Regions from separate parts of the Mus musculus genome. Here region 1 is linked to region 2. A link is a loop called in an ENCODE intact Hi-C map of the cell type or tissue named here. Cell type or tissue: heart. All regions are shown on one strand. Each heading gives the region's core, and the rest is flanking DNA. Links, peaks and the distances in the headings are about the cores only.

Evidence for each region. Peaks named below come from ENCODE experiments on the same cell type or tissue, not always from the same donor. Only the 100,000 strongest peaks of a DNase experiment are listed, where the experiment ranks them.
Region 1: it touches region 2 in a loop (5-fold over the local background); 3 of 42 quality-filtered maps call a loop at or near these places.

The regions. Positions count from the first base shown.
Region 1 is chr1:38,787,956-38,790,869 of GRCm38, forward strand. No RefSeq gene overlaps it. Among named protein-coding and RNA genes, the nearest start is that of Lonrf2, 47 kb to the right of the region's middle. In heart, for the core only: a CTCF peak has its summit at 1,183 (motif pointing right); no DNase peak of the experiment used is centred there.
Region 2 is chr1:37,901,909-37,904,822 of GRCm38, forward strand. No RefSeq gene overlaps it. Among named protein-coding and RNA genes, the nearest start is that of Mrpl30, 13 kb to the left of the region's middle. In heart, for the core only: a CTCF peak has its summit at 1,432 (motif pointing right); no DNase peak of the experiment used is centred there.

The DNA.
Region 1 (2,914 bases), core at 179-2,678, 890 kb after region 2:
ACAGAATTGGGGGGGTCTACATGTATTGTTTGAAGCTATACCCCCATTTACACATACAAGTGTAAGCACTAAGGAAGCCTCTGCTAACACCACCCAGACGAAGTGCATGGGAACAGGGAAGGATTGCATGTGGCTGCTGCGGACACTTGCTGAGCTTGGCACAGCTTAGAAAGGGTCTTTTTTCCCCCTTCCCCCACATAACGTTAAGTCCCCTGAACATAGGTAGGTGGTTTAGTGGGATCCGTTCACACCTTCTGTTTTCTGTCCCTCACTTCCCTTTCTCTGGCTATAAATAAAACCTGCCTGAGACAAGGTGTAGTGAACTCTGAACCACTTCTCCTTGGGTCTGTAGGACTCAGTTCTGAAATGGCAAATGCAATCGGTCAAGATCCCACCAGACTAGACGGCTGCGGTGTGTCCTGTAAGAGTCATATGTGTGGGTTCTTAACAGATGCTAAGACTGGCCTGTAACGTTTCTGAAACCTTCCTTGTGAGGAGGACAAGGGCTACCCCCGCCCCCCCCAAAAAAAAACCCTTTCTTTCCTTTGCTCAACTGCTGCTCTTCTCATCTCAAGGAGAAGCCCTCCTGTGGCAGATTTGTGACTGAATCTAGACAGTGTTGATTAATAATGAGCAGTCTGCCATCTTGTCTGTTTGTACAGTTGTGTCCAATATTTTAAAAATATCACTTGAGGTGGTTGAATATATATGAATCGATAGAAGATACACACACACACATGAATTGATAGAAGATATGATTTAAGGTACGTATATCATTGGCTTCCCAAGAGGACTCACCCAAGAAATCTTAAAATTTGAGATCTCCTGTAGCCCTTGTGTTAGCTGACTGACAAAGAGATTGTAGGACAGAGAACTCACAGCTAGACTCTGACATACTGTTAATTGGAGACTAAGCAGAAATAATGGCACGTTAACAATGTAGCCCACTGGGAAAATGGAGTTGTCGTTATGACCAGATCTTTCAAACTAACCTCTTCCATCAGAAGTGCAAGTCTGCCCATGTCTTCCAAGGAAGGGAATTGTCTTGGGAAGGTCTGGGCGAGCACTGTGAAGCCTTTTGTTGTGGAATCTTAGCTCAAACTTGTCATCCAAATCTTACTTGATCCAAATCTTACCTGTAGCTAGTACCCTGGTTTCTGCCCTTGCAGTGCCTCAGAATTTCCAGTAGGTGGCACAAGCTACACCTCTCTACTCATCTGTCTTCCCACTAGAACTTAATTGAAAAGATGCTCACTTCTTCCTTTTCCCCTCCTTTCTCGTCACCTGTCTCCCATCTTTCTCTTTGACCAAAAAGAAAATAACATACAAACCAACCAAACAAACAAACTCCAAAAACAAACAAACACTCAGACTTTCTGTTGATTTGGCTGTGAGGATTAATTCAAAGGGGGCCACATGCAAAAGGGAAATGCTACCTTTAAAGATCATGGGGCAGGCAAGAAATGCCACAATGAACTCTTCTGAGTGGCCACTGGCTCTTGTCAGCCATACCTGTAACTGCTTTCACTTTTCAAAATTCACCTTGTACCAGGGACACCTGGATGCTGAGCCTCCTTTGCTTTTGACTACACCAGACAACATCCAATCCCAAATCCTACCTGGTAAACAGCAGTCAAAACAGACTGGTCAGTTCCCCCTAGACACCCCTCAGACAGTCTAGAAAGGCTGACTGGCTTTTTTCTCTTGAGGACCCTGCATGAATCTCCAGCATCGATGAGCATATGTAAAGACTGGGAACCCATGTGGACTCCAGATGTTGACAAACAGTAGAGGGAGGATATATCGGTTTGCTTTTCTGTTGCTGTATTTAAATACTGACCAAAACTAACTTGAAGAGGAAAGGGTTTATTTTAGCTTACAAGTCCATACTCAAGGAAACCCTAGGCAGGAGCTCAAAGGCAGGAATCGAGAGACAGGAACAGCAGAGACAATCCGGGAGCACTGTTTACTGCTTTGCTTCCCCTCCATTTCTGATGCGGCCAGTAGGCATTGCTCAGATAGATACTAGCTTTTGTTTTCACCACAGGCTGCAGCCTGCACATTCCGCAGCTGGGAAAGATGTTACAGCTGGAGCGCACCAGATGGACTCTGGTGCGCAGAATGGTTATTAAAGCGAGCCCCTGGAACTGACACTGATGGAAGGGAAGGGGAGGCGGTGTGGGTCAAGGGAGCAGTCAAGTCACAATGCCAGGCCATCAATAAGCTCAGTCACCAGAATGATCCCTCGGTGATGGCCCGTGGCAGGCAGAGCCCAGCCTTGATAGACCCATATTGATTAGGCTCAGATGTGAGCTGTTCAGAATGCAGAATGACCACAGGCAAGGCAGCTCTCTGTGGCTCAGCCAGCTCTGCTAAAAGGAGCAGAGAGCAGGGGCTTGTATACAGGCAGCATGGGCAGCAGCCATCAAGCAGGGCTTAATCATAAGAGCCAGGAAGGTGCATTATGTGTGCTAGCTACAGTCCACCCTAAGCCCCTCTGGTTTCTCTTGCAAGATCCCTGTTGACTTATCTTCTCAGGGGAAACTTGAGGAGGATGGGGAGAGGGTACATGACTCAGCAGCAGAACAGCTTCTCAGTCACACAGGAATTCCTGTATCTGTTTTCTGGGGCCTTAGAAAAAGAAAATAGTAGAAAGGAAGTTGAATGCCAACATCTTTGGCTGTGTTGTTGTAGAGACCCAGGGCTATCATTTGTGTCTCACAGTTTGCATCTATAGGGTCTGGTCTAGCCTCGTCCTCAGCTATGCCTCAGATATCCCCAATGGCTTTCCTGAGAGGTGTGAGCCCCTCATCCTTCAGCTACACTTAGCTACAACCATCCACACTGAACAAGCGCTATCTCAGGAGTCACTTCTGTTCTGCAAGTCTTCTCTTCCTCATTGTGCTGTGTAAGG
Region 2 (2,914 bases), core at 225-2,724:
GAATAGACCAGAAGAGGGTGCCAGATACCCTGGGTCTGGAGGTCCAGGGGCAGTGGGCACCGAGACCCAAGCGTTGACCTCTGGGAGAACAGTGTGAGCTCCTAACTGCTGAACTGCCGGGCAAGGGGAGAATCCTTTCATCTCCTTCCTTTTTCAGATACCTGGGAAAGTGAGAAGTCGTAAGAATTCTAGGGGAGACTCAGTAGTGGGAAGCCCGTGCAGCTCATTAAAGGAGAGCCTGCGTTCTTGTGCCCTTTGCTTTGCTTTGTCCTTGGTAATTTTCAGCTCAGGCCACACCAACATTTGCAAACTCTTTTGTTCCAGTGTTCTGGCACAGGTCTTAATGTTGAGTACTTATCAAGGCAAAAGCGTCATTGAACTACAAGCCTGAAATCAGCTTTTATTTATTAATGAGCTGAAAGCCAATTGCAGTTTTAATTTATTAATTATTGTATGTCTGGTATATGTGTGGCCTAGAGGAAACAGGAGCCCAAAGGCCACTTTAAAATGGTGTCTAGTTGGAGAGAAACCTGCCCATTTAGTGCCACAAGCATACCCCTGCCTACAGTGGGCTTGGAAAATCCTGTATACGTAGGAACTATTCTATGTCACCCTTTGGTGTTAATGTTACTATGGAGACCTGGAGAAACTAGGTTGGTTTTGTTTTGTTTTCTCTAAAGAGTTGCAGTTTGGGTAATCATCTTAACTTCAGCAGCCCACCACCGGAAGGATTGTTACGCTGAATATTTAGAAAATGAAGATGTCTAAAGAAGAGACAGTCAAGAGCATAGGCCGAGGGGGCGGCTCTCTGTTGTTACACAGGCAAAGCTGCATAAAGCACGCGCTTCCTCATGGTTTCTGTGAGGCTGCAGAGTGGTCAGAGCCCAGCTGGTAGCCTGCTTAGACCAGCGGTGCTCATTCTTCCTGATGCTGGGTCCCTTTAATGCAGTTCCTCATGTGGTGGTGACCCCCAACCAAAAAACTCTTTTGTTGCTACTTCATAACTGCAGTTTTGCTACTGTTGTGAATTGTAATGTAAATATCTGTGTTTCCCAATGGTCCTAGATGACCCCTGGGAAAAGGTCATTTCATCCCCAAAGGACTGACTACCTACAGGTTGAGAACCACTGGCTTAGTGTCTCACGGAGCTGCAATACATACTTCCTGCTAATAATGTGTGGTTCTCAGAGTTAAATGTGAGCAGGAATCTACTTCCAGATTCTGAGCTTGTTGGCAGAATTCACTTTTTTGTGACTGTAGAATGGGCAAGTCACCTCTTCAAAGCCAGCGCTGGGGGGAGGTGGGGCGGGGGCCTCTAGCAGAATGAACACCATTAAGCTTGTAAAACAATCATGGATGACTCTTCATCTAGGTCACATTCTACTGTCCAGAAGAAAACCACCCGTCTTGTCCCCTCTCAAGGAAAAGAGAAGTTACATGTGTGGCCAGGAGGTGGCAGGAGGTTTCAGCTGGTAGATTGGCTCCTCCCAATCTACCAGCTGAAACAATCCACCCTGTAGTCCACCCCCAAGGGCTCTGTGTGTGACAAGCTCTTCAGCTAGGTGTTCCTCTGCTTCACGTGGTCTCAAAACCTTGTAGAGACTCATTCCTTAGTCCTGACCTCGTGTCGCTAAGGATTATTCATTTAGGTTTATCTGGTTGGGACTGCATTTGTCTGGCCAGAGGTTTTGGTCTGGCCTCTGGTGACCAACTGACCATTTTTCTAGTAAGAGTCAGATATAAAACACTGGACACTAAATAAAGAAGCTTACCCTTAAAATGGCAGTCAGCAAGCTGAGTATTATTATCTGTGTATTATTTCTATTTTTACTTCCTTGCAATTTTAAAATATAAAGTGAGTGACCTTATGGCAGTGCCAAGCGTCCTGAAGGCACTGTTTGACAAAGTTCCAGAGCTTGGATGACCCGGACTGAGCCTCCAGTGCCCTGGGTAGAAATCCGCTACACACATGATACTTATGTTTCTCACTGCTAAAGGCCTCTCTGAAAGCTAGAGCTGGAACAAGAAGCTGCTGTAAACAAGAGTGGAATCAATGGCTGTTCCCTGGGAAAAACAGTTCTGCAGAAAACTGAGTCTTTCTTAGAACTTACTATTTAGATACACTTTTAGATTATTAATGAGTGTTGCTAGTAAGCATGAGACAGGATGTGAGAACAATTAGTAAAGAAGAAAAACTTAGGGAATTCTAGCAGCTGGCAAATGAATTGAATCACTAGGCTTTTAGATCTCGCTTCAGAAACAAGGAACTAGTGTGAATCGGAAGAGAGTTTGGCCACACAGTTAATGACAAACCTTGGTACCTTCCTGAAGGAAGCAGTTTTAGGAATCCTGATGTTGTTCTGCTCTTTACAGAATTGTAAGAAAGATGGGAATTGTATTGAAACATGGGTTCATGACAGAGACACAGAAGAAAGCATGCTGGCTCCGTGAACTGCCTGCCTTCCTGACCAGAACTTTTCTATATATTACAAACAAAGAACAGACCGCCTTTGCTTTTAAGCAAGGGGCTGCACAGTGTTTTAGGAATCTAAGAGAAAGGACAGTGGTCTTATGTCAATTATAAAAGAAATATAGAGGAAGGGAAGGAGGAATTAGACAGAGGTCAGAGAAATTGAACCTTTGTAGAAATCCAAGCTTGATACAATGGGGAGTAGGAAATAACTTTTGATCTATTAATTTTGTGCCAAACTGAAACAGAATCAAATTCAAAATGTCATCCTGTCTGGTATTTCTGCAACCACAAGGCTTTCTGACACCAATCTTAAGGAAGAAGATACTTAGTTTAAAGAAAATTGGGGGCTGGAGAGATGGCTCAATGGTTAAGAGTACCGACTGCTCTTCCAAAGGTCCTGAGTTCAAATCCCAGCAACCACATGGTGGCTCCCAGACTTCC